Linked DNA regions of Homo sapiens: region 1 is linked to region 2. A link is an interaction called in ENCODE POLR2A ChIA-PET data of the cell type or tissue named here. Cell type or tissue: B cell. All regions are shown on one strand. Links, peaks and the distances in the headings refer to the core of each region. The heading gives the core; the rest is flanking DNA. Region 1 overlaps LOC105373910 (a long non-coding RNA gene). Region 2 overlaps CUL3 (cullin 3).

The links. Peaks named below come from ENCODE experiments on the same cell type or tissue, not always from the same donor. Only the 100,000 strongest peaks of a DNase experiment are listed, where the experiment ranks them.
Region 1: POLR2A ChIA-PET joins it to region 2 with 8 read pairs; 2 of 35 experiments call an interaction of 5 or more read pairs at or near these places.

The regions. Positions count from the first base shown.
Region 1 is chr2:224,694,480-224,698,882 of GRCh38, forward strand. All of the region lies in intron 2 of LOC105373910 (a long non-coding RNA gene), which reads left to right. Among named protein-coding and RNA genes, the nearest start is that of CCDC195, 20 kb to the right of the region's middle. In B cell, for the core only: no CTCF peak of the experiment used is centred there; no DNase peak of the experiment used is centred there.
Region 2 is chr2:224,511,269-224,515,671 of GRCh38, forward strand. It overlaps CUL3 (cullin 3), which reads right to left. Exons shown (of 16, transcript NM_003590.5): 4 at 3,344-3,504; 5 at 2,256-2,370; 6 at 86-314. Among named protein-coding and RNA genes, the nearest start is that of CUL3, 72 kb to the right of the region's middle. In B cell, for the core only: no CTCF peak of the experiment used is centred there; no DNase peak of the experiment used is centred there; H3K27ac peaks cover 272 bases.

The DNA of each region.
Region 1 (4,403 bases), core at 315-4,314, 180 kb after region 2:
AGGAAGGGGGAATGGGCGTTGTGTTTATTTACAGTAATAAGTAACACTTTATCATAACAGTAGAATATATTTTGTCCCGTGTGTCCTCCATTCTTTATATTGAACTGCAAATCAGGATAACTAAAGGAGACATTGCAAAGGGTTGTATAGATGTTGAGACATAATGTTGAACAGGCAAGTGACCTTTGAATCTCTGACTATTCTTGTCACGTTTGATAAAGATAAGAGTTGGCATACAGGGTAATCTAACTGGAGTGTTTTTTGAGAAGAGGTATATTGAGTATTTGAAGACACAGTTAATAAAGAATCTTGCATAAAGAGTCATAGGATTCCAAGCAAAATTCAGTCCAAGTACTTATCAGTGAGTAGTTATGAAAATACCCGTTGCTTTAAAGGCCTGTAATCTTCTTTGGAAAGCTCTGAATGCAAACCTCCTTCTAAAATGACCAAATATACTTATTTGCCAATAAGCAATACTTTCTCAGAGTAATTTTTGTTCTCTAATATAGATTTCATTAACCTGTTCAATTTATCAGCTTATTCAGTTAATTACACAGTTTTGCTCTGGGCCCTGGCAGCAGCAAAATGATGCCATGGTTCGCCAGCATGGGGGAGCATGTGTAGGGATTGGGTTGGAAATCTTCACAAGGGTGGTTGCTACTCTACCAAGATTTCCACTGCAGTTCAGTGGCTCTATAATTGACACTGCTGTCTTGGGGAGGTCCTTTGCAGTAGGAATGCAACTGATGAGAAATGGCTTGGAGTTAATTGAAACCTTTTGAAGTTGCTCCAGTCTTCAAACAAACAAACACAAAAATAAATTCTTAAGTGTTATATTTACAGCATAAATTTATAACAATATTTCTTATGGGAAGGAACTTTGGGGCCATGTTCATTCTCATGTACTGCATACATCTTCTGCAGCCACTGAACAGTAACACGAGGGCTGAATTCACTGAGGGCCGAAGTGTGATGCCACGGGAAGGGCATCGGACCATGAGTCAGGACATGGGGTTTCTGGGACAAGTTCTGCCACTAACTCCCTTGCAGGATGTGGGATCAAAATGAACGCCCACTTTAATTTTCTTTGAAGGCAAAAACCATGTCTTATATACAATGTTAATACTACTGCTTCTACTACTACTACTACTATTACTACTACTAATACTATTACTACTACTGCTACTATTACTATTACTACTACTGCTACTACTACTACTACTACTACTACTACTACTACTATTTCTTTTCTTTTTCCTTTTTTTTTTTTGGGACGGAGTCTCGCTCTGTCGCCCAGGCTGGAGTGCAATGGTGCGATCCTGGCTCACTGCAACCTCTGCCTCCCAGGTTCAAGCGATTCTCCTGCCTCAGCCTCCCGAGTAGCTGGGACTATAGGTGTGTGCTACCATACCTGGCTAATTTTTTGTATTTTTAGTAGAGACAGGGTTTCACCGTGTTAGCCAGGATGGTCTCAATCTCCTGACCTCGTGATCTGCCCGCCTTGGCCTCCCAAAGTGCTGGGATTACAGGCGTGAACCACCACGCCTGGACTATTACTACTATTTCTTGAGTGCTTACTGGGAACTAAGTATATCATAGTAAGTGCTTTGCATCATTTACCTCATTAAATTTTTATGTCAGAGAATGTCAGTATATCTCCTCTTAACAGATGAGAGGGCGAGACTTAAAGAGGCCAGGTCATGTTGCTTAAGGTCACATGGGTGTGTAGGTGTTAGAGCCCAGGACCGTCTGATTTCAAGGCCTATGCACTTCCTGCTTTAAGATGGATAACAAGCAGGGCTGATGTTAGTAACCCCTCAGCTTTACAAGAGTGATTCTCAGCCTGCGTGTACATTGGCATCATAGTGGGTGAAGGGGAACTTTAAAGGACACTGATGCCAAGCTCCACCCCAAGGGATGCTGATGTAAGTTGTCTTGGTTACAGCCTGGGCAGTGGGATTTTTTTAGTTCTCCCCAATTTGTTTTATTTTGCAGCCAAGATTGAGAACCGCAGCTTTATGTGAAGTTTCAGAGATTGAGAAGAGAAAGCTGGGAGGGTTGAGGTACTTTCTGGTCATGGAGCTCCAGTGTTCAGAGAGCTAGTTTTTCTTAGAAGAGTTTCTTGAAGAGGTTCTTTAAATGCTAAATTCTTGGGATTTGGACTAATCATCAATGCAGCTCTAAAAGTGTAAAGCACTTGTGGAAGGGAAGGAGCAAGTATTTGGGAGGAACACTTGAATTAGTTGGTTTCAGAGAGCAGATTTGATATGAGGGGAGTTCCTGTTCTAACAGAAAAAGGGCCGAGCACGGTGGCTCATGCCTGTAATCCCAGCACTTTGGGCGGCCGAGGTGGGTGGACCACGAGGTCAGGAGATGGAGACCATCTGGCTAACACAGTGAAACCCTGTCTCTACTAAAAAAAAAAAAAAAAAAAAATACAAAAAATTAGCTGGGCGTAGTGGCAGGAGCCTGTAGTCCCAGTTACTCAGGAGGCTGAGGCAGGAGAATGGTGTGAACCCAGGAAGCAGAGCTTGCAGTGAGCCGAGATCGTGCCACTGCACTCCAGCCTGGGCGATAGAGCGAGACTCCGTCTCAAAAAAAAAAAAAAAAAGAAAAAAAAAGAGAAAAAGAAGATTCTATGTGTGATGATGTAGTGACAAGTTCTCACATAATTAATCCAGTCAGGCCTATAACTAAAGGTCATGGCAGAGATGAAAAGGGTCACAGTTTGGGTGGACAGTGTAATATCATCCACATAGTAGATAAGATGATGTAATTAAGAAGGGAGTGATTCGTTTACTTCTTGTGTGCCCATTTAACTGTTACATGTGACCATGAGCCATTGAGCAAATTACACTTTCTAGTATATTAAATGGTGTAACAACTGAACCAAAGACTTATCTGCTTCTGGGTTATTTACTCACCTTCCTACTCTGCAATGCTGAATGCTCTTTTATATTAAATAACTGGATTTGTTGGACAAAATGTGCTTCAAAATCAAAGGGTCTTCTGGATATTTTGGAGAGTGAAGTTTTCTCCTTCTTAGCAAGTCTTGGTTGTTCCGTCATCTTTCCATCAGCAGTGAGTTCCTGGTTGGAGGTAACTGTGTATAAATTAAAACTCCTCAAGGCCAGGGAAGAAGAGGAAGAAAGAAGTGTGTGGGCTTGAGAATTAATTCTGAGTAGAACTGGGGACAATCTTCATGAATGAGTGAAACCATGAGTGATAACTGTGTTCCTTAAAGAAGAGGGTTGCTCTGTTTCTTGGGATGCTCTTAACAAAAGTGAATGTGTACGTGGTTTTCCCAAAAGGGCATTGAGCAAATGACAGGATGAATTTAGCATTGTTAGGTACAGACTTTTCATTGGTTCTTAGATAGAAACATACCCAGTATAAGAATTCTGAAGTGACTGAAAGAGGAGATATTCTAGTGAAAGAAAAAGGAAGAAAGAGCTGCTATTTCCTGACTGAAAATCTGACTTCCACAGAGAATTACCTTTTAGGAAAACCCAGATGGGAACAAGTTTAATCTTTCTCTGAGTTGAGGGTGAATGGGGTTTCCAGTTCAATTTTTAAGGTAGTTTTAATCATGCCAAACTATTAAATGTGTATGTATGAGATTGGATTAACTCAGTCTTTCTTGTGTCACTTTTTAGAAAAGGAATTGTTAGCAGATGATTGTAGTCATGAAATATTTTGACTGTCTGGCAGCACTAATGTTAAAGATAGAAACAATAAAAAAAGCCAAAACAGGTCTTTTATTCATTCTTGTATGAAAAAGCATATTCTCCAACTATATATGCTTTTTGAAAAATTTTATTTTTCCATAAGTTATTGGGGTACAGGTGGTATTTGGTTACATGAGTAAGCTCTTTAGTGGAGATTTGTGACATCCTGGTGCACCCATCACCCGAGCAGTGTACACTGCACCATATTTGTTGTCTTTTGTCCCTTGCCTCCTCCCACTCTTCCCCCCAAGTCCCTAAAGTCTATTTTATCATTCTTATGCCTTTGTGTCCTCATAGCTTAGCTCCCACATATCAGTGAGAACATATGATGTTTGGATTTCCATTCCTGAGTTACTTCACTTAGAATAATAGTCTCTAATCTCATCCAGGTCATTCCAAATGCTGTTAATATGCTTTTAAAAACATAGCTTGATTAAATGAACATTCTCCTGCATTGATATTTAAAAATTAAGTATTGCAGCAGGTGGCAGAACTCAAGTCTCTTGAGAAAGGAATATGATTGAAGATTGTTGACTGGAATAACATACCTTTTCTTCCCCAGATGGTTTTATTGTCCTTTAAGTTCTGTGAATGGTGTTTTCCATAATCAGCAGGTACTACTGTATTTTGCCTTTAATTTTGGTGGCTAAAACTATCAAGCTCAATGTTTGTGCC
Region 2 (4,403 bases), core at 148-4,147:
TTATCTGCTTTAATTGTAGGAAAATTTTAAAAATATCGATAAGGCAGAGTAAGGATTTAATTATTTTTCAATCGGTAACACTTACCTTCTGTCTTTCCATTTTTCAACATATGTACTAGCCCAGAATTCTCCATTTCTACTATAGTCTTCATGTGCTTGGAAATGAGTTCCCTTTCAACCACCTTTACAATTGGTTCTTCCGTTGATTTGTCAAGGCAGTGCATCACTCGTTCTATTTCTTCATTAATTCTAGCTTCTACTTTCTTTATATATACTGAAGCACTATTTTCTGCTAAAAATTTCTGGCTTTCCATCTGCCATTTAAAAATATATATATTTTTTAAACATAGAAGAAAAGAGTGTTTTTGCTTTTAGCTGGGTTTCTACAGTGTTTATAATAAATCAGCCTAAATAAAATAAGTACTATTAGCATTTTGTGTAATTTCTCATTACACGAAAGACTGATATAGTCTGAATTATATCCTTTAAAGCCTTTGGTATTTACATAATACTAAATTAAAACATTATCTGTAAGCAATGTTTTTCAAACTGTGCCAATGTACTCCAAAAAATAGCAGAACAAGTATATACACGCCAGTGAGGGTCAAAAGCTTAGAAGCATCTGACTCCAAGATACAGTGGGACATTCTTTTTTGATTTGTTTTAATGTAAAATTATAACCAGAAAGATTCATCATGTTTATCATAAGCTTTGCTGGCATACTGCTGGTTAATTAAGTCTTCCAGTGCCATCCCACTCCCAGTCTCAAAGAGTAAACATGTACACTAAAGTTTGAAAATAAGAGCTTTTAAATAACTATTCATCTTTTTTTTCTTTTTTTTTTTGAGACAGAGTCTCGCTCTGTCACCCAGGCTAGAGTGCAGTGGCGCGATCTCAGCTCACTGCAAGCTCCACCTCCCGGGTCCACACCATTCTCCTGCCTCAGCCTCCCGAGTAGCTGGGACTACAGGCGCCCGCCACCACGCCCGGCTAATTTTTTTGTATTTTTAGTAGAAATGGGGTTTCACCGTGTTAGCCAGGATGGTCTCAATCTCCTGATATAGTGATCCACTCGTCTCAGCCTCCCAAAGTGCTGGGATTACAGGCGTGAGCCACTGTGCCCGGCCAACACTTTAGCTTCCTACGAATACATCTGTTTTGGCAACACTACAAAATTCCTACTGTTAACTGCTCAGGTAGTTACGGTTTTCAGGAAAAATGCCTTGTTACAGTTACCTTATAACTACTATCTTATGTTTACTAGTACTCAATTATTGTTGTTATCATCATTTCATTACAGATTAGTACCAGTTTAGCTTTACTTTTAGCAATTTAGTTGGTTTGGACCACTGTTGCCAATTTCTATCAATAGTACCATTGGCCTGTAATATTTTAATCAACAACCTTTAGGCAAATATGCACTACAGAATCATCCATATCCTTATGTGTGTTTTACTAGTAATTTAAGTGACTAAAAGCCTGCAGATGAGACTTCGTTGGTGATGTACTGCTGTGAATTTATAGTACTTAAATAATTTATAATATTAGATATAGTAAAAAGTTAAGGATATTTCTAAGTTTACAGTTTCATAACATACAGTTGACCCTTGAACAACACAAGTTTGAACTGCACAGGTCCATGAAGTGGATTTTCTTCCTCCCCTACCACCTTAGACAGCAAGATCAAGCCCTCCTTCTTCTTACTCCTCCTCAGCCTACTCAATATGAAGGCGAGGATGAAGACCCTGATGATCCACTTCCACTTAGTGAACAGTAAATTACAGTTTATCTTCCGTGTAATGGTGTTAATAACACTTTCTTTTCTCTAGCTTACTTTATTGTAAGAGTACAATATGCAATACATATACAAAATATATGCTAATCAACTGTTTATGTTATCTGTAAGGTTTTCAGTCAATAGCACACTATTAGTTAAGTTTTTGGGGAGTCAAAAGTTTTATGTGGACTTTTGACTACACAGGGGCGTCAGCATCCCTATGCCCCACACTGTTCAAGGGTCATCTCTGTTATTTTAAAAACCATGTGTGTAAGTTCAACCTCTTCAATTTGTTATCGATGAGTTGCTTAACTGGAATGGTCAGAATGTGAGGTAGTGTGCTGATGGGCATTTTTTGCATACTCCCCTCCCTTAATGGGTCTCAGTTAAAAAAGGTCAAAATAGTTAAATTAGTAACTATATTAAATAACATTAAGAACATCTTAAAAGATTATTTATTTACATTTTCACGGATTACCTGAAAAAATTCTGCAGACATTTCCAAAAAAGGAGCCTCAAAATCTTCTTCATAGACTGATCTTCCTTCGAGACCTAAAATCATTAACATCTGGCAAGCATTTCTTATTGCGCCTCTGTCGAAAAAAGTTATTATCACTTGATAATTAAATTACATTTAAAAATTCACATAAAAATTACAAAAAGGAGTAGGTAAAAATATCTTCAGGACATTTAACTCTTACTGAAGTGACCAATCTCCAATAGGCCACTCATGTAAAACGAAAGGATTTAGCCTAATTTTAAGTTGGAAAGCATATCTTGACTGCACAGCTATTTCTCTCAAGGTGTTCTTACTCTAAAATGTCTAAATATTTCTATGTATTTGAAAACACAGAGAGGCTGTTTATCTGGAAGAAGGGAGAGAGGGAGATAGGCAGATTAAGCTGTACTGCCAGACATGGGTCCAATATACAGCTACTCCTGGGCAATATAACTTTTTGCACTACATGGATTTTGGACAATGCTGATCAAGCACCAAAGACGAAATAAAAAGAACTTTACACGTTTTCATCCAACAGCTGTTCTGAAAACAGATAAGGAGAGAAAAAAAATCATGCATTTCAAGCCACTTTAGCTGCAGCATCACCAAAATGACACTGCAATCATTGTTATGAAGGGGGATGAAATCTGACTTAAAAGGGGCACAGGAGTTCTTAGTCATTTTAGACTATGTTCAATAGTTTTCTTCAAAAATGTTAGGAATGAAGGACAGACAAAAGCCCTTAAAGAAAAAAAAATACAAATGTTATTACACAGAAAAAAAGAAAAAAATGCTGGCATGAAAAATAAATGAAAAGCCAAAAGTGACGGCTAGCTGAAAAGCATATTAAATAAAAGCTTAGGATAGTCTCTTCTAAAAATATAAAAGATGTGTGCTTTCAAATTAAATTTTGGGTAACTGTTAACTCTGATACTAAGTTTCTGAGGATTTTCCCAATGTGCTCAACATTCAAACTTTTATTTATTTTAATAAAACTAAGACAGTGAATCGTTCTCAAGATATAATCACTAAAACCAAAACCACAAGAGTAAAGAGAGAAATTTTACCTGTCTACGACTTCTCCTTTCCGCTCTCTTGCAATCATATCCAATAGAGTTTGCCGTAGATGATCCCTAATACACCCATAACGTACAACTTGATCTCGAAAAATAATTAATCCCAAATTGTAGACGTTCTCCACATTATTTTGTTGTACATACACACGGTCCTACAGTTAAAGTCATATAAATATGAGTACAGTTCTTGTGAGCATAATAATTATTGTGTGCTACAATAACAAATAAAGGAAATAAAATTCCAAAAGCAATCATTTTTCAGGTGAGAAACACTTCAAATGATCTTAAGCAATGTGCAACTTTCCAGCACCTCTCAAGTTATATAAAGTTAAGTTTTTACAATTGACAATGGCTATAAATGGTGGCCCATTTACCTAAAGAAAAAGGGTAAAAAGTAAGCATCATAGCCAGGAAGAAAAAAACAGAGTAAAAAAAGGTAAATAGTAAGGTAGCACACTTTCTCCCCAAAGCTACAGCATACTCAAACATGGTTCGTTCTTAAATACTGTAGTTGAAGATCATATTCTTTGAAGTAAAACTGAGAGTTGAATAAAGTACGGATTTATACAACTTAGATTGATTGTTACTGATAAATATTTAAAAGGCTTTAATGCATAAAATAGAGCAGCATTAAGTATTACATAATTAAAACACCTCTACTTACTGTCACTTCAAACAGATTATTACTTTCAAGTTCTTACCAACATGATTACAGATATCTCAGTTTATAAAGCACAGATAATCCAGAAGTGTTGTGCATTCCTTGAAAATCCATATTGATAGCAAAATACACTGAAATAAAACTACTGTTTTTTGTAATGCACAGAAGGATTAGTAATGTAATTCCTTTCTCGTCTCAGCAAGGATCTCTCTGGGCTTTGGTGGGTCTGTGAGCCTTCTAAAATTATTAAGTTATATGTTTGTTCACGCTTAAGTACTTTGGAAAGAAAGCCCATATCTTTCACCAGATTCTTGAACATGAATCTACAGGTTATAGCTAACGATAAGGTGAACATGAACAGAGCTCTACCATATTAACAATGTAACCAGA